Linked DNA regions of Homo sapiens: regions 2, 3, 4 and 5 are each linked to region 1. The links are chromatin contacts, found by Hi-C or POLR2A ChIA-PET in ENCODE. All regions are on one chromosome and are shown on one strand. Each heading gives the region's core, a stretch centred on a gene start or an enhancer-like site at or near the end of the contact. The rest is flanking DNA. Distances are from core to core; before and after follow the strand shown. Region 1 holds the start of HTT (huntingtin). Region 2 has its middle 110 kb from the start of FAM53A. Region 3 overlaps LETM1 (leucine zipper and EF-hand containing transmembrane protein 1). Region 4 holds the start of NSD2 (nuclear receptor binding SET domain protein 2). Region 5 holds the start of TMEM128 (transmembrane protein 128).

Evidence for each region. A loop is a pair of places that touch in the nucleus more often than their neighbours do. ChIA-PET counts read pairs that join two places held with the same protein, here RNA polymerase II (POLR2A). Pooled maps may share reads with other maps.
Region 2: a loop to region 1 is called in a map of CD8-positive, alpha-beta T cell, with 34 times the contacts of the local background. The contact joins the enhancer-like site here to the promoter of HTT in region 1. A Hi-C loop is called at or near these places in 8 of 168 maps with a recorded cell type or tissue (B cell, CD14-positive monocyte, CD4-positive, alpha-beta T cell and 4 more), 4 of 37 single-sample maps with no recorded cell type and 15 of 50 pooled maps. POLR2A ChIA-PET finds 5 or more read pairs at or near these places in 1 of 52 experiments (WTC11).
Region 3: a pooled map shows a loop between it and region 1 (5-fold over the local background). The contact joins the enhancer-like site here to the promoter of HTT in region 1. A Hi-C loop is called at or near these places in 1 of 50 pooled maps. POLR2A ChIA-PET finds 5 or more read pairs at or near these places in 2 of 52 experiments (OCI-LY7 and T-cell).
Region 4: a pooled map shows a loop between it and region 1 (14-fold over the local background). The contact joins the promoter of NSD2 here to the promoter of HTT in region 1. A Hi-C loop is called at or near these places in 1 of 37 single-sample maps with no recorded cell type and 14 of 50 pooled maps. POLR2A ChIA-PET finds 5 or more read pairs at or near these places in 1 of 52 experiments (activated B cell).
Region 5: a loop to region 1 is called in a pooled map, with 8 times the contacts of the local background. The contact joins the promoter of TMEM128 here to the promoter of HTT in region 1. A Hi-C loop is called at or near these places in 7 of 50 pooled maps.

What each region holds. Positions count from the first base shown.
Region 1 is chr4:3,071,475-3,077,839 of GRCh38, forward strand. HTT (huntingtin) reads left to right here and starts at 3,207. Exons shown (of 67, transcript NM_001388492.1): 1 at 3,207-3,614. The coding sequence starts at 3,352. It also overlaps HTT-AS. RefSeq lists silencers at 2,263-2,882, 3,033-3,472, 3,583-3,652 and enhancers at 3,813-4,042, 4,053-4,102.
Region 2 is chr4:1,575,529-1,581,893 of GRCh38, forward strand. It overlaps a transcript of FAM53A not described here. Among named protein-coding and RNA genes, the nearest start is that of FAM53A, 110 kb to the right of the region's middle. RefSeq lists enhancers at 732-1,605, 1,606-2,479, 2,480-3,352 and silencers at 3,734-4,013, 4,811-4,870, 5,051-5,260, 5,634-5,860, 5,677-5,836. Within about 2 kb of position 3,828, at least 31 of the 41 ENCODE cell types and tissues checked have a DNase peak (open chromatin) inside an H3K27ac peak, as active enhancers do; they include B cell, CD14-positive monocyte, CD8-positive, alpha-beta T cell and 1 more, where a contact is called at or near this core.
Region 3 is chr4:1,831,575-1,837,939 of GRCh38, forward strand. LETM1 (leucine zipper and EF-hand containing transmembrane protein 1) reads right to left here. Exons shown (of 14, transcript NM_012318.3): 4 at 4,855-4,998; 5 at 3,271-3,408; 6 at 1,170-1,373. Among named protein-coding and RNA genes, the nearest start is that of LETM1, 21 kb to the right of the region's middle. Within about 2 kb of position 3,062, at least 5 of the 41 ENCODE cell types and tissues checked have a DNase peak (open chromatin) inside an H3K27ac peak, as active enhancers do; they include OCI-LY7, where a contact is called at or near this core.
Region 4 is chr4:1,868,331-1,874,695 of GRCh38, forward strand. NSD2 (nuclear receptor binding SET domain protein 2) reads left to right here and starts at 3,063. Exons shown (of 22, transcript NM_001042424.3): 1 at 3,063-3,212. It also overlaps the pseudogene RN7SL671P. RefSeq lists an enhancer at 1,992-2,493 and silencers at 2,227-2,486, 2,517-2,746, 2,797-3,496.
Region 5 is chr4:4,244,419-4,250,783 of GRCh38, forward strand. TMEM128 (transmembrane protein 128) reads right to left here and starts at 3,805. Exons shown (of 5, transcript NM_001297551.2): 1 at 3,688-3,805; 2 at 1,784-1,925. The coding sequence starts at 3,784. RefSeq lists enhancers at 3,147-3,773, 4,076-4,185.

The DNA.
Region 1 (6,365 bases), core at 1,957-4,456:
CACTTACTTAGTTATATGGCCATAGCTAGCTGAAGGAAGGACAGGGACTGTCATACACTAGCTAAGAGGCAAACTGCTTAGATAAAAAGGTCTCTAAAGAAGGTCAGAGCGGCTGCTAGGGTGCAACTCTATTACTTATTGTTATGGGACGAACTGTGTCCCTCATTCAGGTTGATGTCCTAAGCCCCAGAACCTCAGAATGGGATTGTATTTGGAGACAGGTTCTTTAAGGAGGTAAGGAGGCTAAAATGAGATCATTAGGGTGGGCCATAATCCGACTGATGTCTTACAAGAAGAGATTAGGACACGGACATGCTCAGAGGGACGGCCACGTGAGGACACCAAGAAAGGCAGCTGTCTGCAAGTCAAGGACAGGGCTCAGGGGAAACCAACCTTGCCAACACCTTCATCTCGGACTTCTAGCCTCTAGGACCATGAGAAGATACATTTCTGTTGTTTAAGCTGCCCGGTCTGTGGTACTTTGTTATGGCAGCCCAAGTAAACAAATACAGTCATCTGCTGCTGGAACAAATCACCCCAGCACTGTGGCTTGGCAGCACACATGTCTAGTCATAGAGTTATATGTAGTTACGTGTAGAGCCATATGTATCGTCACACGTTCTGTGGGTCAGGAATTTGGACCCAGCTTAACCAGCTCCACTTCTCGCCAGGGTTCAGTCAAATACCAGCTGCCTCCCACCTGAGAGCTCAGCCGGGGAAGGGTCCCTTTCCAATCTCACGTGGTGTTGGCAGGATCCAGTTCCTCATGGCCTGCTGGACTGAGAACCTCAGTTCTCACTGCCTGTTGGCCAGAGGCCGCCTTTATGTCCTCGCCATGTGGGCCTCTCCAACATGGCAGCTGACTTCATCAGAGCATCCATGCCAAGAAGGCAACAGAGAGGGCCAGGGAGACTGAAGTCATACCCTTTTGCGACCTAGTCATGGGGTGACATTCCATCACCTTTGCCCATTGGTTAGAAGCAGGCCACCAGGTACAGCCCAAGCTCACGGGGAGGGGTCATACAAGGGTGTCAATACCAGGAGGTGAGGGGTGCTGGGGCCATCTTATGAGTCTGCCCACTGAGGTAACTAACAACCTTGAGGCCTGACACAGTGGACAAAGGCCCTTATTAACAGCAGAGAACTGGGAACTTTATTTATTTATTTATTTTTGAGACAGAGTCTCACTCTTGTCACCCAGGCTGGAGTGCAATGGCATGATCTTGGCTCACTGCAACCTCCACCTCCCAGGTTCAAGCAATTCTGCCTCAGCCTCCGGAATAGCTGGGACTACAGGCATGCACCACTACACCCGGCTAATTTTTGTATTTTTAGTAGAGACAGGGTTTCGCCATGTTGGCCAGGCTGGTCTCGAACTCCTGACCTCTGGTGATCTGCCTGCCTTGGCCTCCCAAAGTGCTGGGATTACAGGCGTGAGCCACCGCACCTCGCTGGAACTTAATTTTTTTAGAGACAGTGTCGCTCTATCACCCAAGCTGGAGTGCAGTGGTGCAATCCTAGCTCACTTGCAGCCTCAAATTCCTGGGTTCAGGTGATCCTCCCACATCAGCCTCCCAAGAACTGGGAACTAACAGCTGTTTCTCTGCTGTCCTTCTCAAGAAAAGGGAGGCTACTGCTACCCCACTGGGGACAATGCTGGGTTTCCCTTTAGGACAGGCTCTGAGACAAGGCGGAGGTGCTGTTTGTGGCCACAGAGCAGGGGACTCTGGGTTGCAGGTGTGGCCTGGCTAAAGTAGGCTTTACTGGGCTCCTCTCTGCCTGCATCACCCCCCGGCTGGGCGGTTGTCTCTGAGGCCAACCTTACTCCCTGCTGGGCAGGCTGGACAGCTGCCCTCTCCGTTTGCCCCTCTACCACCCAAAAGGCAGGAGGCTCTGGAGACCAGGACCCTGCCCGCCACGGCCTGTGTCCCAGGCGTGAGGGGGTGCCCCACAGACCTCTGCTGAGCTGCTGCTGAATGACGCCCCTTGGGGGTCCTGCCGGAAGGTCAGAGCAGGGGTGCACTCCCATAAAGAAACGCCCCCAGGTCGGGACTCATTCCTGTGGGCGGCATCTTGTGGCCATAGCTGCTTCTCGCTGCACTAATCACAGTGCCTCTGTGGGCAGCAGGCGCTGACCACCCAGGCCTGCCCCAGACCCTCTCCTCCCTTCCGGGGCGCTGCGCTGGGACCGATGGGGGGCGCCAGGCCTGTGGACACCGCCCTGCAGGGGCCTCTCCAGCTCACTGGGGGTGGGGTGGGGGTCACACTTGGGGTCCTCAGGTCGTGCCGACCACGCGCATTCTCTGCGCTCTGCGCAGGAGCTCGCCCACCCTCTCCCCGTGCAGAGAGCCCCGCAGCTGGCTCCCCGCAGGGCTGTCCGGGTGAGTATGGCTCTGGCCACGGGCCAGTGTGGCGGGAGGGCAAACCCCAAGGCCACCTCGGCTCAGAGTCCACGGCCGGCTGTCGCCCCGCTCCAGGCGTCGGCGGGGGATCCTTTCCGCATGGGCCTGCGCCCGCGCTCGGCGCCCCCTCCACGGCCCCGCCCCGTCCATGGCCCCGTCCTTCATGGGCGAGCCCCTCCATGGCCCTGCCCCTCCGCGCCCCACCCCTCCCTCGCCCCACCTCTCACCTTCCTGCCCCGCCCCCAGCCTCCCCACCCCTCACCGGCCAGTCCCCTCCCCTATCCCGCTCCGCCCCTCAGCCGCCCCGCCCCTCAGCCGGCCTGCCTAATGTCCCCGTCCCCAGCATCGCCCCGCCCCGCCCCCGTCTCGCCCCGCCCCTCAGGCGGCCTCCCTGCTGTGCCCCGCCCCGGCCTCGCCACGCCCCTACCTCACCACGCCCCCCGCATCGCCACGCCCCCCGCATCGCCACGCCTCCCTTACCATGCAGTCCCGCCCCGTCCCTTCCTCGTCCCGCCTCGCCGCGACACTTCACACACAGCTTCGCCTCACCCCATTACAGTCTCACCACGCCCCGTCCCCTCTCCGTTGAGCCCCGCGCCTTCGCCCGGGTGGGGCGCTGCGCTGTCAGCGGCCTTGCTGTGTGAGGCAGAACCTGCGGGGGCAGGGGCGGGCTGGTTCCCTGGCCAGCCATTGGCAGAGTCCGCAGGCTAGGGCTGTCAATCATGCTGGCCGGCGTGGCCCCGCCTCCGCCGGCGCGGCCCCGCCTCCGCCGGCGCAGCGTCTGGGACGCAAGGCGCCGTGGGGGCTGCCGGGACGGGTCCAAGATGGACGGCCGCTCAGGTTCTGCTTTTACCTGCGGCCCAGAGCCCCATTCATTGCCCCGGTGCTGAGCGGCGCCGCGAGTCGGCCCGAGGCCTCCGGGGACTGCCGTGCCGGGCGGGAGACCGCCATGGCGACCCTGGAAAAGCTGATGAAGGCCTTCGAGTCCCTCAAGTCCTTCCAGCAGCAGCAGCAGCAGCAGCAGCAGCAGCAGCAGCAGCAGCAGCAGCAGCAGCAGCAACAGCCGCCACCGCCGCCGCCGCCGCCGCCGCCTCCTCAGCTTCCTCAGCCGCCGCCGCAGGCACAGCCGCTGCTGCCTCAGCCGCAGCCGCCCCCGCCGCCGCCCCCGCCGCCACCCGGCCCGGCTGTGGCTGAGGAGCCGCTGCACCGACCGTGAGTTTGGGCCCGCTGCAGCTCCCTGTCCCGGCGGGTCCCAGGCTACGGCGGGGATGGCGGTAACCCTGCAGCCTGCGGGCCGGCGACACGAACCCCCGGCCCCGCAGAGACAGAGTGACCCAGCAACCCAGAGCCCATGAGGGACACCCGCCCCCTCCTGGGGCGAGGCCTTCCCCCACTTCAGCCCCGCTCCCTCACTTGGGTCTTCCCTTGTCCTCTCGCGAGGGGAGGCAGAGCCTTGTTGGGGCCTGTCCTGAATTCACCGAGGGGAGTCACGGCCTCAGCCCTCTCGCCCTTCGCAGGATGCGAAGAGTTGGGGCGAGAACTTGTTTCTTTTTATTTGCGAGAAACCAGGGCGGGGGTTCTTTTAACTGCGTTGTGAAGAGAACTTGGAGGAGCCGAGATTTGCTCAGTGCCACTTCCCTCTTCTAGTCTGAGAGGGAAGAGGGCTGGGGGCGCGGGACACTTCGAGAGGAGGCGGGGTTTGGAGCTGGAGAGATGTGGGGGCAGTGGATGACATAATGCTTTTAGGACGCCTCGGCGGGAGTGGCGGGGCAGGGGGGGGGCGGGGAGTGAGGGCGCGTCCAATGGGAGATTTCTTTTCCTAGTGGCACTTAAAACAGCCTGAGATTTGAGGCTCTTCCTACATTGTCAGGACATTTCATTTAGTTCATGATCACGGTGGTAGTAACACGATTTTAAGCACCACCTAAGAGATCTGCTCATCTAAGCCTAAGTTGGTCTGCAGGCGTTTGAATGAGTTGTGGTTGCCAAGTAAAGTGGTGAACTTACGTGGTGATTAATGAAATTATCTTAAATATTAGGAAGAGTTGATTGAAGTTTTTTGCCTATGTGTGTTGGGAATAAAACCAACACGTTGCTGATGGGGAGGTTAATTGCCGAGGGATGAATGAGGTGTACATTTTACCAGTATTCCAGTCAGGCTTGCCAGAATACGGGGGGTCCGCAGACTCCGTGGGCATCTCAGATGTGCCAGTGAAAGGGTTTCTGTTTGCTTCATTGCTGACAGCTTGTTACTTTTTGGAAGCTAGGGGTTTCTGTTGCTTGTTCTTGGGGAGAATTTTTGAAACAGGAAAAGAGAGACCATTAAAACATCTAGCGGAACCCCAGGACTTTCCCTGGAAGTCTGTGTGTCGAGTGTACAGTAGGAGTTAGGAAGTACTCTGGTGCAGTTCAGGCCTTTCTCTTACCTCTCAGTATTCTATTTCCGATCTGGATGTGTCCCAGATGGCATTTGGTAAGAATATCTCTGTTAAGACTGATTAATTTTTAGTAATATTTCTTGTTCTTTGTTTCTGTTATGATCCTTGTCTCGTCTTCAAAGTTTAATTAGAAAATGATTCGGAGAGCAGTGTTAGCTTATTTGTTGGAATAAAATTTAGGAATAAATTATTCTAAAGGATGGAAAAACTTTTTGGATATTTGGAGAAATTTTAAAACAATTTGGCTTATCTCTTCAGTAAGTAATTTCTCATCCAGAAATTTACTGTAGTGCTTTTCTAGGAGGTAGGTGTCATAAAAGTTCACACATTGCATGTATCTTGTGTAAACACTAAACAGGGCTCCTGATGGGAAGGAAGACCTTTCTGCTGGGCTGCTTCAGACACTTGATCATTCTAAAAATATGCCTTCTCTTTCTTATGCTGATTTGACAGAACCTGCATTTGCTTATCTTCAAAATATGGGTATCAAGAAATTTCCTTTGCTGCCTTGACAAAGGAGATAGATTTTGTTTCATTACTTTAAGGTAATATATGATTACCTTATTTAAAAAATTTAATCAGGACTGGCAAGGTGGCTTACACCTTTAATCCGAGCACTTTGGGAGGCCTAGGTGGACGAATCACCTGAGGTCAGGAGTTTGAGACCAGCCTGGCTAACATGGTGAAACCCTGTCTCTACTAAAAATACAAAAATTAGCTGGTCATGGTGGCACGTGCCTGTAATCCAAGCTACCTGGGAGGCTGAGGCAGGAAAATCGCTTGAACCCGGGAGGCAGAGTCTGCAGTGAGTTGAGATCACGCCACTGCACTCCAGCCTGGGTGACAGAGCGAGACTCTATCTCAAAAAAAATTTTTTTTAATGTATTATTTTTGCATAAGTAATACATTGACATGATACAAATTCTGTAATTACAAAAGGGCAATAATTAAAATATCTTCCTTCCACCCCTTTCCTCTGAGTACCTAACTTTGTCCCCAAGAACAAGCACTATTTCAGTTCCTCATGTATCCTGCCAGATATAACCTGTTCATATTGTAAGATAGATTTAAAATGCTCTAAAAACAAAAGTAGTTTAGAATAATATATATCTATATATTTTTTGAGATGTAGTCTCACATTGTCACCCAGGCTGGAGTGCAGTGATACAATCTCGGCTCACTGCAGTCTCTGCCTCCCAGGTTCAAATGCTTCTCCTGCCTCAGCCTTCTGAGTAGCTGGGATTACAGGCGCCCACCACCATGTCCAGCTAATTTTTGTATTTTTAGTAGAGATGGGGTTTCACCATGTTGGCCAGGCTGGTCTTGAACTCCTGACCTTGTGATCTGTCCACCTCGGCCTCCCAAAGTGCTGGGATTACAGGTGTGAGCCACCATGCCTGGCTAGAATAATAACTTTTAAAGGTTCTTAGCATGCTCTGAAATCAACTGCATTAGGTTTATTTATAGTTTTATAGTTATTTTAAATAAAATGCATATTTGTCATATTTCTCTGTATTTTGCTGTT
Region 2 (6,365 bases), core at 2,578-5,077, 1.5 Mb before region 1:
TGTCAAGGGGGTTGCTGAAGGTATGGCAGGAAGACAGAGAGGCAGGACGGGGAGCGCCTTGCCCGAAGCTGAGTACAGGTGGCGGCTGTCCAGCAGGGGGAGGGAGGGGTCTCCATGATACTGAGTGGCAGAGGAAGGTGCTGGACACTGCCCCCACCCAGGAAATGGCCTGGCACCCCTGGGGTCCTAAACAAGCCAATCTCCCTCCTTGCCAGAGAGCAGGAGCTGGGGGCAGAATGAGGAGGCTGCTGGGTCCCCAGCATGGGTTGGGAGAGCCATCATTCTTGGAGGCCTGATAAGGGGTGGGAAGGGAGAGGGCCACCCTGAGACCCAGGCATACAGGACAGTCCACTGAGCCTGGGGTCACCAGGGGCACCTCACCCCCGGGACCCCCTGCAAGCCACCCGGGGTGAAGTGGCCCCAGGGCAGTGTGAGAATTCCACACCCCCCACCTGCCCGGCTGTGGGCTGCAGCCTCCCTCCTGGCCATCCCAGCAGCATCTGCAGCTGGGCCTATGCGGTGAGTCCACCTTAAGTGGGTTTGATCGGCCCGTGCACTGGTGAGAGCATGCTAATATTGGCTCCAATAAAGAGCAAATCAGGGCCCTAGTCGACGCGTCTTATCACACAGTCAGAACTGATGGCTGCAGAAGTCATAAAGATCCCATTTAATCTCGCGCCTATCTATCACGCGGCTGCCTTCATCCTCTTTGTGCCGGGGTAATATGTGCTCATTACAAAAGCAAAACAGATCTGGCATGAATAAACGCAGGATGAAGTGCTCACTCGGAAAGTGACAGCATGATCAGTGGCGGCAGTAATCGCAGAGAATCGCGGGCTAAATTATTCCATAACCGTGATTTGAGGGGACAGCCCAGAGCACCCCACAGCTGCCTGCAGCACAGCGACGTGTCCTGATAAAACATCCTTCCCAATTTACGGGGCCGCGCTTGACTAATCTGCCTCCGCGCGCACACTGTCTAATCATGCCATCAGCACCGCGAGAAGGGGCTCAATTGGGACTCCAATGAAAGGAGATTGGAAAACTACCCTCAATTGAAATTACATTTGTAAATGAGGCAGAGTTTTCTGTTCAGAGTGTGAACGTTACGGTAAATCTGCTCCAGAAAGTCGAAGAGGCGGCAGCGGTGGGCAGGCCGGGGACGCCGCAGGGGCGACTGGGACTGTGCCCCGGCTGGGGCCAGGGTCCACATTCTGGAGAGGTGCCCGGCACCATGCTGGCCCCTGGGGACAGCCCCAGGAGAGGAGAGGGGCTGTGGCGGAAGCCCGGAGAGTTGGGCCTAGTTTGTCAGACATCAGACTTCACTTCCCACTCTGTAAAATGGGGCGCAGGGCGGCCTCCTTGAGGGAGGGGGTAAGACAGAACGAGGGGTGAGTCAGAGCTTAGTTGGTCTCCTCTCTGCCTTCCAAGGGTGCCCCCGCCCCTCCCTCCCACACTGCACACTGTTCCCGGCCCCTCCCTCCCTCCAGCCCTCTGTGCATCTGGTAGTGTTCCGGGTCCTCTCTGAGGCAACTGAGCGGGTACGGTGGGGACAGGGGCACTTCCCGCACCAGGGTGTTGGGTCTGAGGCTGTCCTCGTGGTAGGGGAGGGCTGGACCCAGATCACCTGCCTGACCACGTGCCCAGGACATTGGCCAGGCACACTCACTGGGACACTGCAGGAGGGGAGCACACAGGGAGAGCAGAGGGGACCATGTGCCAGACGAATGGACCTGCCCCCTCCAGGACAGTGGCGAACCCAGGGGAAGGTGGCCTTGGGCCCTGGAGGTCCTCTCCCAGACAGAGGCAGGGCCTGTGCTCAGGGCTCAGGGATGGCCATGCGGACCCCGCCAGCAGACGGAGCCTGGACGCCAGCAGCTCCCGTGGCCACAGGGTGCGGGGTGGTAGGGGGGCTACTGCCTGCTGGTCTCACCTCGTGGACTGCTGGCCAGAGTGGCCCCAGCAGCAGCGGTGAGGTACCCAGCACCTCCTCAAAGGCCTTTATGTAAATCAAGTCCTAATTAGGCCATCCGGCGTTTGTGTAGAATATCATTTTTTTAATTACCAGCCCTGGGCAGGTTCCCCGGCTGCCTGTTGTGCGCCAATTACCATAAATCCCCCGGTAACAATTAACAATGTTGGAGCGAGCTGCATGTATTTCCAATGTTATAATTATGCGCGGCGCTCTTGTTAATTGGCCTATCTGACTCTGTACTTTTTATGCCGCTCATCTGCTCATTACCGCGGCCATTTAATTCAATTAGCACCTTAATTAGAGGGACAGCCTTGTCCAATGTCGGGGCCTTGTCAGGGAGCCGCCTGATGAGCAGAGACAAACACAGGCTCTGCCGGGACCAGGCAGCCGCAGGGCTGCGGGTCGGGGGCTGCAGGTGAGGGGCTGCGGGGGTGCAGGTGGGGGGCTGTGGGGGTGCTGCCCGGGGATGCTCTGGGGGTTCTCCCCATGCCCTTGACCTGGCTGCCCTTGCAGGCCGGGGTGAGCAGCCACAGCACGATTCCTGCCTGCGATTCCTGCCTGCCCTGAGCGCCTTCCCCTGCCACGACCTTCAGGCGCCTGGGAAGGTCTGCAGTCCTGGCTGTCAACACCCCCAGGCCCCCCCCAAGCCTGGACACGGCCCCCAGACCGGCACGATGTCCAGGCTAGGTTTTGTTTTGTGCCAGTCTATTGAAATCGCTATTCCCTGCCTATTAATTCTCCTAATTAGAATTAAATGAAGCATGCTAAATTGCTAGATTAACCAATAATTAAGCAGCCACTGCACTAAAACTGAACACCCCGGGTGGCCTGCACCCCGTCTGCGTGCAAGTGCCAGGGGCGGGCGTGCCAGGCAGGAGGGGCCGACCAGCCTTGGGGACAGCGGTGCGTGCGCTAGTGCCCGCACCCGGTGTGTAGAAGGGCGCGAGCGTTGGCGTGAGAGCCGGTGTGGCCTGGAAGCTCTGCAGGAACGTGTGGGGGTAGGAGGTGAGGGGACCCTCAGTTACGGGGAGAGGGCATCACACGGGCCTTGCTGGGGGCAGAAGATTTGTCGTGAGCGCGACAGACCCACTAGACTCTGCAGGTCCCCATGGGAAGCGCCCTGCCCTCCACGCCCACCTACGAGGTCGCGACCCCCCTACCCCGAACCGCCCTCTGCAGACAACGAGGCTCGGAGGAGGCAAGCAGCGAACCAAAGCTCCCACCGTCACCAGGGAAGGGAGGGGAGGGCAGGGCAGGGAAGGGGCGGAGGAGGGGAGAGAAGAGGGGGAGAGGAGAGAAGAGGGGGAGGGGAGAGAAGAGGGGGAGGGGAGAGAAGAGGGGGAGGGGAGAGAAGAGGGGGAGGGGAGAGAAGAGGGGGAGGGGAGAGAAGAGGGGGAGGGGAGAGAAGAGGGGGAGGGGAGAGAAGAGGGGGAGGAGAGGGGTCGCCTCTCGAGGCAGAGCAGGCGGGAAAGGGCGCGGCCCGGCTGCGACACCCCTAGGCCCCCCACCCCCGCAGGCGCAGAGCCGGGGCGCTCCCCCCATTGCACCGCCCGCCCTCCAGGCCGGAATCGAGGTCCCCTTCCCAGCGCTGCTGGACGCCCCTCCCGAGCGCTCCCGAATCCGACCAGCCCGGAGGCGGCTGCGCCTCCAGGGGCTCCCGTCAGGCCCCTGCCCCCCCTGCCCTCCCTGCCCTGGCGCGCCCCCGCCCCTAGCCGCCATCCCCGCCCGAGGGTCCCAGCCAGAGCCCCGGCCCCCGGCCCCGCCCGCGCCTGCTGGGCGCCCCCTGGTGGCCTCGGCTGGGCCCTGCCGCTGCGCCCACGGCCCTCGTGGGAGGCCCCTCCCTACCCCGGCCGCCCTCGGGCCCCCACGGTCTACTACCCCATGGGGACCGGCATGTCAAGCCCCTGCGTGGGCGCCTGCGCCACCCCCCCGCCCTCCGCACTCGCCCCCTTGTCCCAGCCCCGCGTCCTGGGGAGGAGGCTTGGGCCGCAGCCCAGCACCCAGAAGTGCAACGCGCACGGGTGGGGCCAGGCTCGAGTCAGCCGGTGACGCAGCCTCTGTGTGACCAGGGCGGATGGCCCGACCTCTCTGAGCCCCCGTTTCCCCGCCTGTAAAAGGGGGTGGGGCTGCCTCCCAGCGCCGCTGCGAGGCGTGAGTGAGTTACGACTCAGAACGCCCAGGTCCGAGGTGAGCACACGCGACACCCGCGAGCCACGGCCACGCGTGTCCCCAGGGCGCCTCCCGCCACGGGCTGGCCAGGAGTGTCCGCGCTGTGGGGATACGAAGGGGCGCGGCCCCAGCGCTGCGGGGCCCGCAGGGAGGGCGCAGGGGCCGAGCATCCGCCCCGGGGCATCCACCCATCAGGCCTCGCCGTAAACTTCCTCCTAACAGCCGCTCCTGCAGCCGGAAGATATTGACTCGAAGGAGAAACAATGGCAGGAATAAAATAAAAATAAAAAAGTTAATTATCCTTTGTGTTTGTAATTTAATTAAAGATGCAGTAAAGTTTTACTGTTTTTCCAGGTGATGATGTTTAGAGCCCCGAGAAGCTATTTGTGCTGGTGAGATTAAAGTGCATTTTAAAATGTTCCTCCAGTACTTTCACATTTGTTGATAGATTTTTAAATTAAACTTTAAATTGTAATCTAAATTACCTCCAACAATTCATGGTCCCTGTAATGAACTCCCACCGTTCCCGCTGTCATCCGTCGATGATGGAGTGCGAGCCGGGAGCTGCAGCCCCGCGGCCGCCGAACCAACCGCGGAGGCCAGGCAGCCTCGCCCCAGGGACCCCGCCCACGGCGCCCTACACCGGCGGCCAGTCAGGGAGGCCAACGCCGCGAGACGGAAGCAGCCATACCCCGCGGGCCACCAGTGTGGCCAGAAAAGATCTGCAGGGATGTGAGGGCAGCTCAGAGCTGAGATCTAAGGCTGGGGCAGAACCGGACGGCGCAACAAGCTAGGGAGAAAGCATCCCCGGCGCGGGGTGCACGGAGCCCCAGACCCCACCCGCCTCCCGCCCGGACCCCGCCTCCACTCAGGGAGCCGGGCCCCACCTCCCGCCCTAGGCCCCGCCTCCTACCTCGGGCCCCACCTCCCGCCTAGGCCCTGCCTCCTGCCCAGGCCCTGCCCCCAACTCAGGGCCCCGCCTCCCGCCCAGGCCACGCCTCCCACTGAGGACCCTGCCTCCCGCTCAGGGACCCGCCTCCTGCCCGAGCCCTCCCTCCCTCCCAGGTCCTGCCTCCCGTCCAGGTCCCCGCCTCCCACTCAAGGCCCCGCCTCCCACCCAGGCCCCGCCTCCCACTCAAGGCCCCGCCTCCCACCCAGGTCCCCCCCTCTAACCTGGGCCACGGCTCCCACTCAGGGCCCCGCCTCCCACCCAGGCACCGCCTCTCACCCAGGCCCCGCCTCCACTCAGGGCCCCGCCTCCCACCCAGGCCCCCCCTCTAACCTGGGCCACGGCTCCCACTCAGGGCCCCGCCTCCCACCCAGGCACCGCCTCTCACCCAGGCCCCGCCTCCACTCAGGGCCCCGCCTCCCACCCAGGCCCCCCCTCTAACCTGGGCCACGGCTCCCACTCAGGGCCCCGCCTCCCACCCAGGCACCGCCTCTCACCCAGGCCCCGCCTCCACTCAGGGCCCCGCCTCCCACCCAGGCCCCCCCTCTAACCTGGGCCACGGCTCCCACTCAGGGCCCCGCCTCCCACCCAGGCACCGCCTCTCACCCAGGTCCCGCCTCCACTCAGGGCCCCGCTTCCCACTCAGAGCCCCACCTCTGCTCAGGGCCCCGCCTGCGGCCCAGGCCCCGCCCCTCACCCTGGCCTCGCCTCCTGTGGTCTTGCATGCCACAGTTGCTCAGACCAGACTTTCATCATAATGTCCCCTCCCTTACAGAAGTAGAAGTTAAAGACAAAACCAATTTTGAGTTTCCAATTTTCTCCAAATGTTCTAGAAATCGGTCATTTTCTTAAATATTTAACTGTTACCTGAATTTTCTCTTCCTCGTGGTCCTGCATATCTGGAATATTACTGGCAAAACCCAATTAGACTTTTAAGACATGTATGTGTTTCTAAGCAGGCCAAATATCTTTTTTTGTTTTGTTTTGTTTTTAAGACAGAGCTTTGCTCTTGTCGCCCAGGCTGGAGTGCAATGGGGCAGTCTTGGCTCACTGCGACCTCTGCCTCTGGGTTCAAGCAATTCTCCTGCCCAGGCTCCCAAGTAACTGGGATTACAGGCACCCGCCACCATACCCAGCTAATTTTTATATTTTTAGTAGAGACAGGGTTTCTCCATGTTGCCCTGGCTGGTCTCGAACTCCTGACCTCAGGTGATCTGCCCTCCTCATCCTCCCAAAGTGCTGGGATTACAGGCTTGAGCCACCATGCCCAGC
Region 3 (6,365 bases), core at 1,812-4,311, 1.2 Mb before region 1:
CTCAAGCCCCCCACCTGGTCTCCACTGACACCACAGGGGCTGGCCCCCTCAGCCTTCTCTGACACCATCACCACCAGGGCTGGGGTGCCTGTTGTGTCCCGGCAAGGGCGGGATACAGGCTCCCCACATGGCCTTGCCTTGATTCATGGAAATGACTGGCCCTCAACCTGCTCACCAGAGATGCAGGCAGGCTCTTCCTGGAAGAGTTCAACACTGCCCTGAACCTCTTTGTCTTCCACAGACAATGCCTGCATTCAGGAAAAACTAAACACTACAAACAAAATCAGAAGGGAGAGCAAAAGAAAAAGGCCTACGGACCACCCAGTTATTAGAGTAATCAATGTGAACTAGAGTTAGTGCATTCAAAAAGACAGATGACAAGAGGAACAGTTTTACCTGAGAACTGAAATCTTAAGAGCTCCTAGTATGAATAAAAGAGTAACCAGCCGGACACAGTGGCTCATGCCTGTAATCCCAGCACTTTGGGAGGCCGATGTGGGCAGATCGCTTGAGGTCCAGAGTTTGAGGCCAGCCTGGCCAATGTGATGAAGCCCTGTCTCTACTAAAAAATACAAAAAATAGCCGGGTATGGTGGCGGGCGCCTGTAATCCCAGCTACTCTGGAGGCTGAGGCAGGAGAATCGCTTGAACCCAGGAGGCAGAGGTTGCAGTGAGTCGAGATCTCGCCACTGCACTCCAACCTGGGCAACAAGATCGAAACACCGTCTCAAAAAAAAAAAGGAGTAATCAGACCTAGAAGGAGGGCAGCGCCCTGAAAGCACAAAAGGGCGTGAAGCACAGAGGCAAGCACGTGCGATGGACAGGACAGGGCAAAGGGGCAAATGGACCCTCGATGAAGACCCTGATGTGAGGAGAGAGGCACAGAGGCACTGTCATCAATAAGCAGGATGAACACAAAGACAGACACAACTAAGCAAGTTATTATAAATCTGACGAAATCCAAACAGAGAGATCATCCGAGAAGGTGCCAGAGAAAAGACATCCATCTTCAAAGGATCTGCAATCTGCAAGTGGCAAGACTCCTAGTGAGCTTATTTTCGATCGTTCAGCATCTTCCAGAGTTTCTACAATGAGGACATGCTGCTTTTATCATCAGGAAACGAAAAGGTAAAACACCAGAGCTGTGGCGCGGAGTATGGCCAGGCTCACCTTGTCGTCTGCCTTTATGGAGCGCAGCCGCATGGTAAGCTGGAAGCGCAGGAAGTTGTTGGTGCCGATGGACTGTAGCTCCAGCAGCTTGCACAGGGCCACCAGCTGCGGCCGTGTCAGGTTGTCCAGGGTCAGCTCATCCTCAAATAATTTGGAAAAACGCATGATTTCCTCATTGCTGGGCCTCTCCCCTGTTTCCCGGATCTGCGGAAGTGGTCACAAGGGTCATCCCCGGGACACGCGCCCACCCGGCTCCCTCCCACGACCAACCACATTCCCAAAGGGTGCTGCCTCTCATCCTCAGGGACTCAAACCACTGACTACTTCTTCTTTTTTTTTTTTGTTTGAGACAGGGTCTCGCTCTGTTACCCAGGCTGGAATGCAGTGGTGTAATCTCGGTTCACTGCAACCTCCACCTCCTGGGTTCAAGGGATTCTCCTGCCTTAGCCTCCCGAGTAGCTGGGATTACAGGCTGCGCCACCACACCCAGCTAATTTTTGTATTTTAGTAGAGATGGGATTTCACTATGTTGGCCAGGCTGGTCTCAAATACCCGACCTCAAGTCACCTGCCCAGCTTGGCCTCAAACCACTGACTTCTGACTCCGGTGCTGGGCTAGCCTGGGGAAAGGTGGCGTCTGGCCTGTGGACCTCTCCTGCCTGAACCAGCAAAGCTGAGGCTGCTGTCTGCTGGGGGAGACGCCCGGGCCCACAGGCTGCTGCATGCAGGTCCTGTGATCCTCTCTCTGCCACAGAAGTGGCCGGGACCCTGCTGCTCTGGGGCAGGAAGAGGTGCACCTGTGTGCACCTACATCTCCCACGGATGACTGCCTGAGCCTTGGGGGAGGGGTGGCCATCTAGCTCTTTAGGGAGAGCTAGAGTCCCTTAGCGTGGATCACTCAGGGCCCTTTGGGTGATCCTCTGCAGTTCCTACCACCTGAGGGACAAGCCACCAGCTCAGTCTCTGCCAAGAGCTGGGCTAGGAGGGTACCTAGCAGAGGTGACAGATGAGGGAGGACGAGGCTGACTTGGTGCCCAACTCAAATCGTAACATGCAGGATGCCAGCTCTGAGACACAATTTCAGGTGTGCTCCTGGGGGCGGCCCTATGCAGCACACCCCCGTGCAGGTGACTGCAAGCACATCCTTCTTGGCAGCTGGGCGGCCCAGGAAAGGTTGGGACGGGCCCCTCCTGCTCTGCAAGGCACGATGTCCTGGGTGAGGCTCCCAAAGCATGGCTCCCCCTAAAACATCTTGCTGGAACCACCACCCACTCCCTGGGGGGCTCAGCAGCCCCATGGCTGTGTCGCCTCCTCCCGAGAGGCTTCTCCGTGGTTAGGCCTCAGCCTGGCAGTCTTTTCTGTCAAGGGCCAGACAGCAAGTATTTCTGGCTTTGCAGCCATGGAAACCACTCGCCTCTGTGCTGCAGCGGGAAAACCCCACAGACAACGCACACGCATGGCTGGAGTTTCTAGGCCCTGGTTTAAGCTCTTCCTGCACTTCAGACACATCCTTCTCACTCCAAAGTGGCACAAGTCCCTCAAGCCAACAACACCGGCCTCGTGAACCCCATCTAGTCCTCAGGGATCTCGGTCCGTGGCAGCTGCCGTCTCCCCATCCTCACCTCACTCACCACATGACCGCAGGAAACCTCAAGGGCCGCTCCTCCTCTCCAGCCCCCACTGCTCCCACAGTCCAGGCCTCTGACCAGCCCCTGGGACCTGGGATCTTCTTGACTGACTCCAGCCAGAGGGCAATGCCCAGCAGAGGAGCCCGGCCAAGCCACCCACACCTCACACCATCAGGGTCTCAGGCTCCTCATGGGTCAGATTCTACTGCTCCTGGACAGCTGCAGGGTGATGAGACACAGACGCCCATAATTCTGAAGGCTGACGAGGCGCAGCCACCACAGCTTAACTCACTGGGAGCTCGTGGGGGCAGACTCCTGACACTCCACTGGCCCCCGACTGAGCCTCCTGGGTAAACTTTCAAGCGCCAGCCAGCACCTGGGGGAGCTCCACTCTGCTGAGCACAGCGAAAGGGAAACAGAAAATCAGGGAAGGCTCCCTGGTGAGGTCACAGGGACTCAGACGTATCACAGCACCTTCTGGAAAAACACAGAGAAGTCTTTGGTGGCGCTGCCCTTGGCTGCCTTGTTCTTCAAGGCCATCTCCTCGATGGTGTCCTGGAGGAACTTGGCCAGCTCCAGCTTGACCCGAAGCTCCTTCTTCAGCCTCTCCTCCTGCAAGGGCAGAGAGGGCACTGCATTCCAACTGCTCAGACTGTGGTTCGGGCAAGGAAAACATCTCACGCCTGTGCCCGACCCCCACTCCCAGAAACATTTCACAACACACTGACTCTCATCTAAGTGCAATACATTCTCAAACTCTTTTATTTCATGGTTTTAAAAAGTACCCGTGTGGGCCGGGCACAGTGGCTCATGCCTGTAATCCCAGCACTTTGGGAGGCCAAGGTGGGTGGATCACCTGAGGTCAGGAGTTTGAGACCAGCCTGGCCAACACGGTGAAACCCCGTCTCTACTAAAAACACAAAAATTAGCCAGGCATGCACACCTGTAATCCCAGCTACTTGGGAGGCTGAGGCACAAGAATCGCTTGAACCCAGGAGGTGGAGGCTACAGTGAGCTGAGATTGCACCACTGCACTCTCCAGCCTGGGTGACAGAGCGAAACTCCGTCTCAAAAAAAAAACAAAAACAAAACAAAAACAAACAAACAAACAAACAAAAACAAACAAACTCGTGTGATTCCCTAAAGCAAGGATCGGCACACTTTCCGTAATGGGCTAGACAGGAAGGCGTCTGGCCTTCATGGCTGTGTGGTCTAAAACAAATGCTTAACTCTGCTGGTGCCTCACAGACAAGACACATGACTGGGCATCGCAGGTCCCCACAGGGCTCTGCTGAGAACAGGCAGGGTCCTGATCTGGCCTGTGGGCTGCAGCTGGCTGACCCTGCCCTAGAAGGACCTCATGACTCCCCTATAGCACCGGTAGGGGAGTGTTCCTGGTCTAGAAAACCTGTATTTTAAAATACATTGAGCTGGAAGCAGTGGCTCACACCCATAATAACACTTTGGGAGGTCATGGCAAGAGGATTACTTGTGCCCAGGAGTTTGAGACCAGCCTGGGCAACATAGCAGATCTTGTCTATAAAAAACAAAAAAAAATTAGTCAGATGTGGTGGCTTAGCCTGTAGTCCCAGCTATTCGGGAGCTAAGACAAGAGGATCACTTAAGTCCAGGAACTTGAGGCTGCAGTGAGCCGTGATCGCACCACTGCACTCCAGCCTGGGTGACAGGGCGAGACCTGTGTATGGTGGCACACATGCCTATAATCCCAGCTACTTGGGAGGCTGAGGCAGGAGATTCGCTTGAACCCGGGAGGCAGAGGTTGTATGCAGTGAGACAAGATCGCACTGCTGCACTCCAGCCTGGGTGACAGAGCGAGACCCTGTTTCAAAAATAAATAAATAAATAAATAAATAACGAAATAAAGAGAAACAAATCCAAAACCCAGCATCCACTAAATAATTATTGCACAGCACAAGGACAATATGAAGATACATAAAGTCTCAAAAATATCTAGCACCTGAAAAGTCACAAACAAGGAAGCCATCACAATGAATTTCAGACTCATTCTAAAACAAGCAGTTGGGATGCTGCCCTTACCTTGAGTGACTGAGTCTCAAATGTGGATGGCAACATGTTGGGGAAGAGCTTCACAGCAACAGGCAGCAGAAACTCCATGAACGGCACCACCACGAACACAAGGAACGGCACCAGGCGGAAGAGGTCAGCGCAGATCCGGAGAAACTGGAAGGGGCGGAATCCATCAGAGGGGAGCAGAGCACATGTGGGAACAAGGGCAAGGGGTGTGAGCATTTCTCCTATAATGGTTTATAGGCACAACCTCAGGCAGCGACTCACAGGACCCACTGAGGACTCTAAGTTCCAGAACCACTTAGCAGACCATTCCCAAAACCCACTTCTTTCTCAGGGTCCAAAGCAGGTACCAGCAGCCTCCAGAAAAGCAGGGTATGGTGCTGACACCAAGGGCCACTGGGTGCTCCCAGCGATCGAGTCCTCCGAGGACACCGGCCAGCACTCTGGGCTCGGGGGCCAGCAAGTGAGGGCTGCAGGCTGAGGACTGGGCATTACTAGCGTGGTGGAGAGTCACCAGGATAGGCTGAGCCACACCTTCTCTTGGAGGGTGCTCTATAAGGAGGGCTTCTCTTGTGTTTCCTAAGACTATACTACAAAGCAATCATTAGGAAAAAACCCAAGTATTTCATTGACATAAACAAACTAGTACTTGATGCCATTAAAGAAACATCCAATTTGAAATAATCAGAAATCCCTGTGAAGCCTGAACAACTGCTGGAAAACAGCGCGGGTGATGCTGCCCCTCCTTGGTGCTGCTCACAGGGGTCCCTTGGCCAAGGTGTTCCATGTAGTTCCTACGTTTCCTGCGTTTCCACTGGCAACAAGTGAGCGTTCCCAGGGAGACGCCCTGAGAGCAGCAATGTCCTCCTCCTCATCAGCCTCTCTCCCGACCCCGCGCTCATTGAGCCAGCCTCCACTCTCATGGGCACAAAACAGTGGCTGCCTAACTCTCCTATCTTGTCATCTGCAGGAGGGGAGAACCCTGCCTTCCTATACATTCATTTTTCTGTTTTTTTATCGCACTGGACCCATGGACTCCTGTATTTTTTGACTGATTTACAATTTACGGCTGTCTTTATTCCCAAACGGTGCCATATTTGGGCAGGACATATCCTTAAAGCTGGCACATGTGTTTTTTGATATGCCTCATTAATTTTTTTAGCAGTTCTACTGAGGTGTAATTTACATACCATAACATTCAACTATTTTAAATAAATTTGATGATTTTTGGTAAATTTATACATTGCAAAACCATCACTAAAATCCAAATTTACAAGTTTTTTTTTTTTTTTTTTTTTTGAGATGGCGTCTAGCTCTGTCACCCAGGCTGGAGTGCAATCGCCTGATCTTGGGTCATTGTATCTCCATCTCCCTGGTTCAAGCGATTCTCCTGCCTCGGCCTCCAGAGTAGCTGGGATTACAGACATGCGCCACCACGCCTAGCTAATTTTTTTTTATATTTTTGGTAGAGACAGGGTTTCACTATGTTGGCCAGGCTGGTCTCAAACTCCTGACCT
Region 4 (6,365 bases), core at 1,813-4,312, 1.2 Mb before region 1:
GGTCTCAAACTCCTGAGCTCAAGGGATCCCCCATCTCAGCTTCCCAAAGTGCTGGGATTACAGGCGTGAGTCACTGTGCCTGGCCGGAATTTATTTCTTACAGTTATGGAGATTGGGAAGTTCAAGGTCCAAGAGGTGTGTCTGATGAGAGCCTTCTTGCTGGTGTGGACTCTCTGAAGCTTCCCAGGCGTCCCATGACAAGGGGGCTGAGCATACTAACTGCTAGCCCAGGTCTCTCTACCTCTTGTTATTTTTATTTTGAGAGATGGGGTCTTGCTGTATTCAAACTCCTGGGCTCAAGCAGTCGTCCCCCCTCAGCCTGCTGAGTAGTTGAGATTACGCCCTGATAATGAGGATCTTCTTTTCACGTGCATCCTTGCCATCTGGGTATCTACTTTGGGGAGGCGTCTGTGGAGGTCTTTTGTCCACTTTACTATAGACAGGGTCACATTCTGTTGCCCAGATTGGAATGCAGTGGTGCAATCACAGCTTGCTGTAGCCTCATGTAACTCTTGGGCTCAGGAGATCCTTCTGTCTCAGCCTCCTGAGTAGCTGAGACTACAGGCATGCACCACCATGCCCAGCTGTTTTTTTATTTTTTTGTAGAGATAGGATTTCAATGTTGATCAGGCTGGTTTCAAACTCCTAGCCTTAAGGGATCCTCCTGCCTTGGCCTCCCAAAATGCTGGGATTACAGGTGTAAGCCACTGCCTTTTTGTCCACTTTTTAAGACGAGGTCTTGCTATGTTGTCCTGGCTGAAGCGCAGTGGCTATTCACAGGTGCAGTCCCACTACTGATCAGCATGGGAGTTTTGACCTGCTCTGTTTCTGACCTGGGCTGGCTCCCCCCTCCTCAGGCAACCTGGTGGTTCCCAGCTCCTGGGAAGTCACCATACTGATGGCAAACTTAGTGCAGACACCTGACTGGCATAGCCCAGAACTAAATGATCCACCTGCCTCGGATTTCCAAATAACTAGAACTACAGGTGTGAGCCACTGTGCCTGGCTTATTCACTTTTTGTTATTTTTTATTTTTTGAGACAGTCTTGCTCTGTCACCCAGGCTAGAGTGCAGTGGCATGATCTCGGCTCACTGCAACCTCCACTTCCCGGGTTCAAGTGATTCTCCTGCCTCAGCCTCCTGAATAGTTGCGATTACAGATGCCCGTCACTATGCCTGGCTAATTTTTGTATTTTTTTTTAGTAGAGACGGGGTTTCACCATGTTAGCCAGGCTGGTCTCGAACTCCTGACCTCAGGCGATCCACCTGTCTCGGCCTTCCAAAGTGCTTGTATTAAAGGTGTGAGCCACCATGCCTGGCACTGGCCGTAATTTTAAAAATTCATTTATTTGTTTGGTGATAGAGACGAGGTCTTGCTATGTTGCCCAGTCTGGTCTCCAACTCCTGGGCTCAAGCAATCCTTTCACTTTGGCCTCCCACAGTGCTGGCTCACACTTCTCACAGGTGTGAGCCACTGGCCTTGGCTCCATTTTGAATTAATTTTTGTTAAGGGTGTAAAGTCTGTGTCTAGCCTGATTTTTTTTTGCATGTGGACATCCAGTTGTTCCAGCACCATTTGTCGAAAAGACTGTCTTTTCTCCATTCCATTTCCTAGAGTCAAGCTCAGCTGACTCCATTATGTGGTCTATATCCGGGTTCTCTATTCTGTTCATGGATCTATTTGTGTATTTTTCCACCAGTACCACAATGTCTCAATTACTGTAGCCTTATAGTAAGTCTTGCAGCAACCCTTGTTTTTTTGGGGGGGCCACAACTCAACCCATACAGGGGCCCAGCACCTGTGAAGGGACAGCAGCGGAGGCGGCGCGGGAGAGGAAGAGGAGGTGAACTGTGGCCACTCCTTGGTGGCTGGAGGTGGGTCCGGGGAGGCAGGACCTGGGCTGAGGTGTCGTTCTATAGCCCGGGTAGCGCACTTTCACAAAGCTCTCCTTGACCAAACTCTCGCCAGGCTCCCCTGGGCCCGCTTCTCAGCGAGGGCTCAAGCTGGGCCTGTAAAGCTCGAGCAGACACTAAGGCTCAAGGCCGAAGGTGTTCCCGGCTCCCTGAACCTGCGTGACAGAAAACCCAAGGCCGCCGGCTCCGGCAGCACCTGGAGGCAGGAGCCGAACTTCCATGGGCGGCGGGCAGCAAATCACACCGGCTTCAACCGCCCGGCCCGCCCACTTTTTGCAGCGTCTGACTTCCCCGCTCGCCCGCGCCGCTTCCTCCTCCTCCCTGTGCCGCACGCAGTCGCCCGCGCCACCCCCTGAAGCCCGGCTCTACCGCAGCGGCGCTGGGGTAGCGCCCCTGGACCAGGCGTCCTCCCCTCGCGAGCGGTCCTCCCGCAGCCGCGCCCAGCTCCGGGTCGGACCCTCGCCCGGGGGACTCGTTCACGCCCTGCGGCCGTTAGGCGGGAAGAGCACGACGCCCTGCCCTGCCCCGTCGTGGCGTCTGACCCTCTCCGCCACGTCTGTTCTGAGGCTCCGGGCCCGCCACGGCGGGGCCTCTGCGGCGGTTTCCCCACCCGTCCCCGCACTGCCGCTCCGCGAGGCGGACGCCGCTAGCAGCCTCCCGCGGGCCCCAGGCCCCGCGCCCCTCTCACGGGACAGGAGCTTGGGGACCCGCGCGGGCGGGCCGCGCGCCCAACGCCAGCCTCCGCGGCCGCGCGCCCACGGCTCGGGGGCGCCGGCTCCGGACGGTGATTGGGCGCGGATCGTGACGTCACTGAGCGCGGCGCCCGCGGGCGCCGGGTCTGGGCCGGGTGCGCGCCGCCGAGTAGCGGGAGCAGGGCGCGCGCCCGGCGCTACTCTGAGGCGGCTCGCGGGGCCCGCGGCCCGGCCCTCCCGGCGCTGCCAGCCCCGCCCGCCCGCGCGGCCCCCACCCGCCGCGTGCCTGCCCGCCCCGCCCGTGCGCGGCCCCGGCGCGGATTTGAAAAGCCCGGTCCGCGGGCCCCGCGAGCGCGGCAGCCAATCAGCGGCGCGCACTTTTCCCGCGGCTTCTGCGAGGCGGCGGCGGCCCCGGCTGCGGCGGCGGCGGCGGGCGGGAGGCGCGGGGGCGGGGTCGGCGCCGCGCGCGAGAGCCTCGGCCTGGCCGCGCTGCGCCCGCCGCCGCCGCCGCCCCCTCCCCGCCTGGGCCCTACCGCCGCACGGCCCCGGCCCCCTCCCAGCCTGCCGCTCCGGAGAGCCGCCCGCCGAGGATGCGACGCACCGCAGGTCACTGGGGCGCCCGCCCAACAGTCGCGGGCCGCCAACCGCCGGGGCTGGGGCCGGGAGGCCGGGCTGTGGGAGGCCTGAGGGGCGGCGGGGAGGACCGCGGAGGCCTGAGGGGGCGGGAGCGCCGGGAGGAGTGGGGGCACTGAGGAGGCCTGAGGGGCCGGCTCAGGGGCTGGGGGACCGGGAGGCCGGGCGGCCTGAGAGGGTCGTGGGGACCGCGAGGACCGCGGAGGCCTGAGGGCCGGCGGGAGGACCGGGCGGACCGCGGAGGCCGGGACGAGTCCGGGCAGGGGAGGGGCGGCGGCCTGCGGGCGGCGGCGGCTAACGGGGCCGGGCGGGCGGGCGCGGCCATGTTGGGCCCGGCCGGGCCCTGCGGCTGCACCTGTGCCCGGCCCGGCCGAGGCGGCCGCCTTTGTTCCCGCGGCGCCGAGCGGGTCGGGCCGGCCTTTGTGCGGCGCCCCCGGTCCGGGGCGGCCGCGGTGGGAGGGGCAGGTTGGGGTCCCGGGGCCGGCGCCGGGGCCAGGGGTCGGGCCGAGGGTCGCTTTTTGTTTGCAGGCGGTGTCTGGCGTTGACACTCGCGGCGCCCGGGCGTTGGTCAGCGCGGACGCTCCCCCGGGAAGCCGGGCCGCGGTCCGGCCCTTGGCAGGTGGAGGCGGGGGTGAGCCGGGTGTGGGTACCCTGCTGGGGGGCTGCGCGCCCTCGGCGTCCGGGCCTCCGCCTGGGATGTTCCCCTCGCCCCAGGATGCAGATTGATAGTCCTTGAAGCCTCAGTGCATGAGATGGGACCTGGCGACTTAATGGCTGGTTTTGCTCCACTCACAGGAACCGTGGTTTAAAATCTCGGCGTTTAAAAAATGCTGGTCTTAAGTTTCGGTAGAAATAAAATGGATGAGGGTATTGTATAGGACCCATTGCAGCACGAATCTTTCTGTGCCCACGATGGGCTTTGACATTCAAGTGGAAACATAGTATCAAAACTGATGTGGTGACGTTAATCGTTTTTAGGTAGATAACGTGTATTTTGTGTGTGTGTGTGTGTGTGTGTGTGTGAGAGAGAGAGAGAGAGAGAGAGAGAGAGAGAGAGAGAGAGAGAGCGCGCAGACCCTGTGAAGACAAGACTAATTGGATAAAGTTCAGGCCTGGCTCAGGAGCAGCTCTTCAGTGCTACCCACCTGCTTCACAGACTTTCAAGCCTTGATTTTTAAATGAGTTAAACGCCAGCATCACGCATGGGTTATATTCACTCTATTTTGTGTATTTCAAATATCAACGTGGAAAATAACTTAGGAGCCATCCCATTTATGAACTTGGGACTTAAACTTTTTAATTTTCCCAAAATGTTTTAAGTGCCCTAGTTACGTATTTAAATGTGATGAGAACAACAATATTTTAAAGAGCAGAACGCCAACAACATAAAGCAAACAAGTTCTGTGAGCACAGCCTTTCCTTGTGTACTTGATGTGTGCTCTCATTCCCCACAACTGATGGTGGTTCAAATCTAAACTGCCAAATGGAGATGAAGAGGACTCATGCTTTAAGCACGATTACTTTGAGTCATTTCCTTTTCTTTCCTTCCATTTTCTCAGCCACCCAAACCCAGCAACCTTCAGTTTTGGGCTGATGGTTGGTAGAGTGAGGACTTACTGCACAATTTTGAGTTTGTGTAAGCTTTTGTGAAGAGCTCTGATCTCAGTACAAAAATTGTCCTCTCCTGACTGCATTAATACCAGAGTCTGGCCTCTGATTATAACAGTAAAGATTTTATTTTAAGAGTATGAGGTAATTAACTGAGAATTTGAAAGAATGATGGACAATTTATCGTATCTATTCGTATGTAACATATAAACTAATATAACTTTTGGAGCCATGCACAACAAAATTATAAGGTCAGCAGGCTGCAGGTGCGACTTGCTTTGTTTCTATGCAATCAGCTTATCCAGGGCTTTCAAACCAGTACTTGCTGAAGTGTGCGGACCCAAATGAAGCATTAAGCAGAGTCCTAGAATGAGTCAGGAAGATAATCTGAATAGGTAGAAGACAACCCACTCCTCCTAATCCTGTGGGGCTTACATGGGTACAGCCTTCTGCCTATTCAGATTATCTTCTCCTTCTAAAAGTAATCAAATCTTACAAAGTTTACTCACATGGCAGAATGTGAACTTTTTTTGTTTGAAGATTCAGTGTAAAACATGCAAAAGTAGCTGGAATTAGGCTTACTAAGCTACAGGATTCTCTTTACCAAGCAAGAACTTAAAAGAAGTGCTAAGATGGTGCTGAAGTTCATAATCCAAACGTATTTTGTCCTGTGCTATTTATTTATTTTTAGAGACAGGGTCTCTCTATGTGGCCCAGGCTTGAGTGCAGTGGCTATTTCAGAGGAGAGCAATCATGGTGCACTTCAGTCCCAAACTCTTGGGCTCAAGTGATTCTCCCGCCTCAGCCTCCTGAGTAGTGGTTACTACAGGCACACTCAGCCTTCCTGGCTCTGCCCTGTCCTTTTTAGCTGGGCAAGTGGGCAAATAACCTTTCTAAGTAAATAATTAATCAGCAGCAACAGAAGCCATAAGGCTTTTTACTCATATATTCTGATCTACGTGTTTGGTTTTGCCTTTTTGTTTTTGTTTTGTTTTTTGGTGGGCTGCTCATGGCCATAGAATGCATACAACTTTGGATAAGCATTTTAGTCTTCTGAGCCTCAGTCTCTTGTTTTGCTTGATTGTAGTAAGTGTGACCTTGTTCTCCAAATACGTGGTACCATGTCCTGACTCCAGGCCTTTGTGTGGGCTGTTCTTGGGTGTGGACTACCTGCCACCTGTCCTTCCTCTTTGAGCATAATTCATGGCTTTTTAATGGCCACTTGTGACCTTTCTCCCCTGTTGGGTTAACTCTTAGAGGTAGGACTCTGTCATTGCCTTGGGCAGCATTGCCTCTGCTGGTGCATTCTCATGGCATACACTCAGTAAGTGCCGAATAAATGGGTATATGGCTTAGGGTAAACAAACAGCCCATTTTAATGCCGATATCTGGCCTGTTTGCCTCTCTGTTTTGTAAGTAATGGAGCATCTGGGAGAAGAAGCTGAGTCTAGAAAGGAAATGGCTTGGCTAAGGTCACTCTGAAACATTGCAAGTATATAAGTCCAACAAGTAGTAGAA
Region 5 (6,365 bases), core at 2,555-5,054, 1.2 Mb after region 1:
AGCCATGATCGCACCACTACACTCCAGCCTGGGTGACAGAGTGCAGCGAGACCCTGTCTCAAAATAAAAATAAAAATAAAGTATCCATCCCTCTTTTCCCAGCCCAAGTTCTAAGAGAGATGACTGAGTCAAGCTGATGAAGATTAAATGTCTGTTATACTGATGCAGCCGTGGGAAGAATATGGCTTTGGTGAGTGATGACAAAGCACTTCCTAATACTGGGTCTCTGACACCCAGAAACAGCCTTACCCACTGGGTTCCAGGTCAAAATGAAAACCTAGAGACCTTTTCCTGTGGGGACTGCCCCTGTGGAATGACACCATGGGAAGGCAGACCAGACTCTGCGCTTCCTATGGGCAGCCGACTTGCAGCAGAAGAAGGTGCTGAGCTACCTTTGTCCAGTTCTTCATCACACACTCAATCAGTCACGCCACCTCCCACAAAGGAGTGAGTGACATGGAGGGGCAGAAGATGGGAGTGTTTAGGGAAAGTTTCTCCCCTAGAAAGTAGAGGACAGTTTAAATAAACTCCCCTCTGCCTACTTTCCCCTGTGGGCTTTTTCCTTGTGGCTCGACAGTCTCCTCCGCCAGAAGTCACTGCTCCTCCTGAAGGCCCTTGAGGAGAAATCATGTGTCCTGCCATGATACGAGGGGACCACAGTCCTGTCTGCATCTTCCTACCCCCACTGGTACTTCCAAATTATTACTCTTGACCCTAAGCACACCAGCCCTCCCAATGCCATGATGCTCACCAACATACCTCTCCCTTCCATTTCTTATCCAAGGGTCTCCACATCACTCTCCAATGTGCAGTAAGGACCCTAGGATATGATTCCAACCCTCTCCTCCATGTCAACTCTGGAGACTATACTGAAAGGATCTCAGTCCCTGTGAATGAGGAACTACTGGACATCTGGTCTGGCCACAAAGCTGTCACTCCTCCCACTGTGGACCTTCACCTCCACTCTAACACAGTTACACCCTGTAGTTACCTTGTCAGCTGTAACCACCCTCTGAAACCAACCCTGAGACCCAATTCCCACTGGCCACAGTTCTCGGCTCTTCCTCCCAGTACTCTTGTACTTGGTCTTTGAAGACCTTCAGTCAGTCTTTCTCCCTCTTTTCCCCAAATGGATTAGGTTCTTCTTAAATTTACTACCTTCCTCATCCTACAACACATTTATTTGCACACAAATAATTTCCAGTTCTATTCCACTCTACTGTATGTGCCCAGAGCACACACCCTCTCATTGGTTTTATTTTTTCCAGCTTTATTGAAGTACAATTGACAAATTAAAATTTTATATATTCAAGGTATACAGTGTGATGACTTGATATATATATACACACACACATGAATATATACATATATACATATATATGAATATATATATACGTGTATACATATACACACACACACATTGTGAAATTATTACCACAATCAAGTTAATTATCACACTCATCACCTCACATAGTTACCACTGGTGGGGTAACAGGGGGAGGACACAAGACCTACTCTTAGAAAATTTCAAGTATACAATACAGCCTTATTAACTATAGTCACTATACTGTATGTACATTAGATCTCCAGACCTTATTCATCTTATAACTAAAAATATGTACCCTTTGACCCCCATCTCATATTCATCTTCGTATCACCACACCTCCAACACAGGGCCTGGCAGAGAGTAGTAGGTGCTTACTGTTTGAAGAATTCAACTAACAAAATATAACACGAAAAATCAGACTTGGGTTTAATTTACAAAGCAATAAAATTTTCTTACCTGCTAGTGTGGAAGTTTTCTTTAAGGGTTTTAAAGAAGTCAACATAATAGGTCACAACAATGGATGCCAAAATCCAGAATCCAGAATGGATATTAAGTCTTGGAAGAGGTTTCTCCTTTTTCTCAACAGCTGTGGAGGTTTCTGCAAATAAGGGAGATTTCAACTTATTAAGTTACCACAATTTTGCGAGGAAAAATTACACTTAAGCCAAATAAAATCATTTCCTAGAGCTAAGAAACAGTCTCTCCCATGATAACAAATCCTTCTGTAAAACCCTTGAGATAGGTTTATATTTACAAAAAATAAGAGCCCACTATAAAATATGGTCAATACAGTCAATTTATTTCCTCTAAATACATTGTGAAATCAAATTTACACTTTCATCGTCTTTCGGAAATAACAATGTCACCTGGAAATGTAAGAATTTTAATATTATGTTTCACATTTCTTCTAGGAAAGTAATTAGTCTTGTTAATTAGGAAAAATGCCAAAGGCAAACATTAGCGCATGAACTGGACTTGTGGTCTTCCAAGAACACTTTTATAACTAAATTTTTTTTTTTTGAGTCGGAGTCTTCCTCTGTCGCCCGGGTTGGAGTGGAATGGTTTGATCTCGGCTCACTGCAACCACCGCCTCCCGGGTTCAAGCAATTCTCCTGCCTCAGCCTCCCGAGTACCTGGGATTACAGGCGCCTGCCACCACGCCGGGCTAATTTTTGTATTTTTAGTAGAGACGGGGTTTCACCATCTTGGCCAGGCTGCTCTATTTGGCCAGGTTGGTCTCGAACTCCTGACCTCGTGATCAGCCCGCCTCAGCCTCTCAAAGTGCTGGGATTACAGGCGTGAGCTACCCTGCCCAGCCTATAACTAAATATTTTAGTTACTTTAAACACAGCTCAAAAGTGGAAACGGCACACCAGAGCTCTAGTTCCAGCACAGCACTGTCTAGACAGGTGATGGACAAGACATTTTTCCTGTCTGGAACGCAATCTGAAAGAATGGGTGGATGGGGGTTGGGTCAGATGGATGATTTCTATTAAGTTTTCCGGGGATTCTGACATGCCCTCTAGGTTCACGTGAGAATCAATGGTCCACATCTGAGGTTTTGGGCCTTTAGATGACCATCGGAAACCCTGGGAAGCATGTTCGTAATATTCTGGGATATCCTCAAAATGTATACATCATCATGCCTGGGCATGAGGTTATTCGTGTTTTTAATTTTAAAAGGTAATAAATGGACGTGGTTTTAAAACATATGAGATAAAAAATATCCAAAATGAAGTATCTGTCTCCCATCCTTAACCTCAGATCTAATCCCCAGAAGCAACCACCACTTACAATTTCTACTGAATTCTTCCATATTCTATGCATTCACAGGTGAACATACATCACAAGTTACCTGTTTTGTACCCAAATGGCGGCATACCATAGTGTTCCACACTTCCCTTTGAAAATCATCCCCATTGGTACATACGAGTCGACCTGATGTGTCAGGTATACATATACCCAAATTTACTTAAACAGCTTTCTGCTGACGGGCAAGGCAGATATTTCCAGTAATTCGCTATTACAAGCAATCCTGAAGTGAAACACTGCGCACATCATTGTACACTGCGGTACACGCATGTTTCTGGTAAATCCTTAAGACTTAAAACTGGTGGGTATTTTTAATTTTAATCGCTATTTCCAAATAGGTGTCAAATCAGCTCTCCAGAGAATTCTGAAGCGCAGCTGAAATGACGATGCACAGCACTCCGCGATTCTAAGGATCTTCCCTGACATTAAATATTCGACTTGCAAAGCCGAAACTCAGTCCTTCCAGACTGGGCCAGGGCTGCCGGAGGCCGGCCGTTTTCCGACGCCTCGCCTCTGAGAACCTCGGGGCGGCTTGGTGCGCGCCTCACCCGGCCCGGCGTCACCCTCGCGGTCCAGCTGGGCCTCGGCGTCCGGCAGGAGGAGGAATCGCCGCCGGAGCTGCTGCCGGGCCCGCGAGGAGTCCATCTTGGTACCGCCCCGAAATGCGACGGAAGTGACGTCAGACACAGCGCTTCCGGCGTCCGCTCCGGGTCTGGACCTCCTGGCGTTTGGATTGGAGACTGTGTTCTCTTCGCTGTTTAGTTAGCGAGCAGCTAGGGTGGAGTCGGCCTCAAAGGTTCCGCTCTCATGTCGGCAAGTGTGATTTGAATTTTAAAACACTGAGCTTTGCCGGTGGAAGAGTTCCCAAGTTTATTCCGACCTACGGAAGCCCAGGAGGACCAGGATTACCGCTGCCGCTGGATGCGTCCAGGGCCGGGATGCGCGACCGTGAGACGCTGCGCTTCCGAAGCCCTCGCAGGCTTCCGGGTGCCAGAGCAGGAGACATACCCTCTGTCCAGCCTTCCACTCTCAGCCCCCAGTTTTTTTCCTACTTTTGCTTTTCAGGAGTCGTCCAGCAAGACTTGAAAGGAGGAGAAAGGCCTGCTGGACAGGATGCTAGAGCCTGGCAGTGACCACTTGGGGGCCCTGGGCATTAAATAAACTTCTTGGGGCCCGTTTCGTTATTACACTTGGCTCTAGATTTGTTGTGCGTTTCAGTGAGAAGTACCTGTATGTGGTTCATGTGAGCCTCCTCCTCGCCACTTGTGAAAAATCCTCCCAGCCTGAACCGAGGGAACTAAATTGCTTTCCCAGCAAACTGCGGTTTTCCACACTGCTCACGCCCACAAACTGTGTGTTACGAGTTCACAACTTTTTCTTCGTCAATAATCCCGCGTATTACTCTCCCAGCCGTTTCCCAGCGTGTCATGTGCTGAGAAATGGTGGGCTTAGCCACGCAAACGTTTACTGAGCATCTACTATTTGGTAGGAGCTGTTAGGCACCATGCTAGCAGTGGAGATAAAGATGAGTAAGACATGGCCTTGCACGTGAGGAGCTCCTTGTCCAAAGAAAACCACAGAGGTATATTACAAGAAAACTCTATTTGTAAATGTATGAAAGCATTTCATCAATGCAGCCAACATTTTCTGAGCAGCTGCATGTGATAAAATGGTGAGGACAGAAGAATCTAGTAGAGGAAGCAGCTTCAATACAGTGCCATAATAAAAACACTGTACATGGGGCATAATAGAAACACTGTACATATAAAGGGCAGTTTATTCTGCTGCAGTGTGGGAGAGCAGGGAGAGTGGTTTCAGGTGAGTTGAATACAGGGGTGGAGAGCCAGCTACATAGGAAGTAAAATTTGAATTAGTAGGCACTGTTTAATATCTTCGATGTGTTGGGGTGTTTGTAAAAGGAATGTAATAAGAAATACTCAAGAAAAGAGTGCCAGCCGCGCGCGGTGGCTCACGCCTGTAATCCCAACACTTTGCGAGGCCGAGGCGGGCGGATCACAAGGTCAGGCGTTTGAGACCAGCCTGGCCAACATGGCGAAACCCCGTCTCTACTAAAAATACAAAAGTTAGCCGGGAATGGTGGCCGGCACCTGTAATCCCAGCTACTCTGGAGGCTGAGGCAGGACAATCACTTGAACCTGGGAGAAGGAGGCTGCAGTGATCCTGCCACTGCACTCCAGCTTGGGCAACAGAGTGAGATTCCCTCTCAAAAATAAAAATAAAAAAAATTAAAAAAAAGAGAGAAATACCAAATCCCTACTGATTTATCATTTCTTCAGCCTTTCTTCCCCCTTCGGAGCACAGGATTTAACAGCTGGGTGGATCATATGGCCTTTCTAAACAATACCTCCTTTATCCTGTTTTTTTTTTTCTGTTTTTTTTTTCTTTCAAGACTCCTAAAGAACTGGATTCATTTATTCAAAGTCAACTGAAGTCTTTGCCCTCTCTTCTCTCTCGTACGGGGTTAGAAGCCTTGTTAACAGGAAGTGAATTTGTCCCATCAAATACAATCTTCTGTTGATTGTCTCCTCGAAAAAGGGTCAGTGCAGGGCCTCCGTGGTAACTGAATACTCCCAAGAGCATCGCCGCTATCCCAGGTTCCCATACATGGTATGTTCAGGTCAGATCAGGTTTCTCCTTTTGTGGTTTCGGGGCCTTTGAATTTGGATCTGAAATCCTTCCAGAGTTTTTTTCTCTGCAATTTTAAATGGCACTACTTGCACAGCATATTGATGATACTTAAAAGGAGGTTGGAAAAATTCCAGTATTTAATGACCACATCTTCATTTCTGAGGTCCATTAAAGAAGCCCTTTGGGCAGGTGCAGTGGCTCATGCCTGTAATCCCAGCACTTTGGGAGGCTGAGGCAGGTGGCACCTCAGCTCAAGAGTTTGAGACCAGCCTGGCCAACATGGTGAAACCCCGTCTCTACTAAAAATACAAAAAAAAAAAAAAAAATTAGCTGGGCATGGTAGCAAGCGCCTATAATCCCAGCTGCCTGGGAGGCTGAGGCAGGAGAATGGCTTGAACCCAGGAAGTGGAGGTTGCAGTAAGCCAAGACCACCCATTGCACTCCAGCCTGGGCAGCAAGAGTGAAACTCTGTCTCAAAAAAAAAAGAAAGAAAAGAAAAGAAACCCTTCAATGTGTGTACTGTGGCACCCTAATTATAGATAGATATGTGATACCAGATTTGCTACCAATTAAGAAA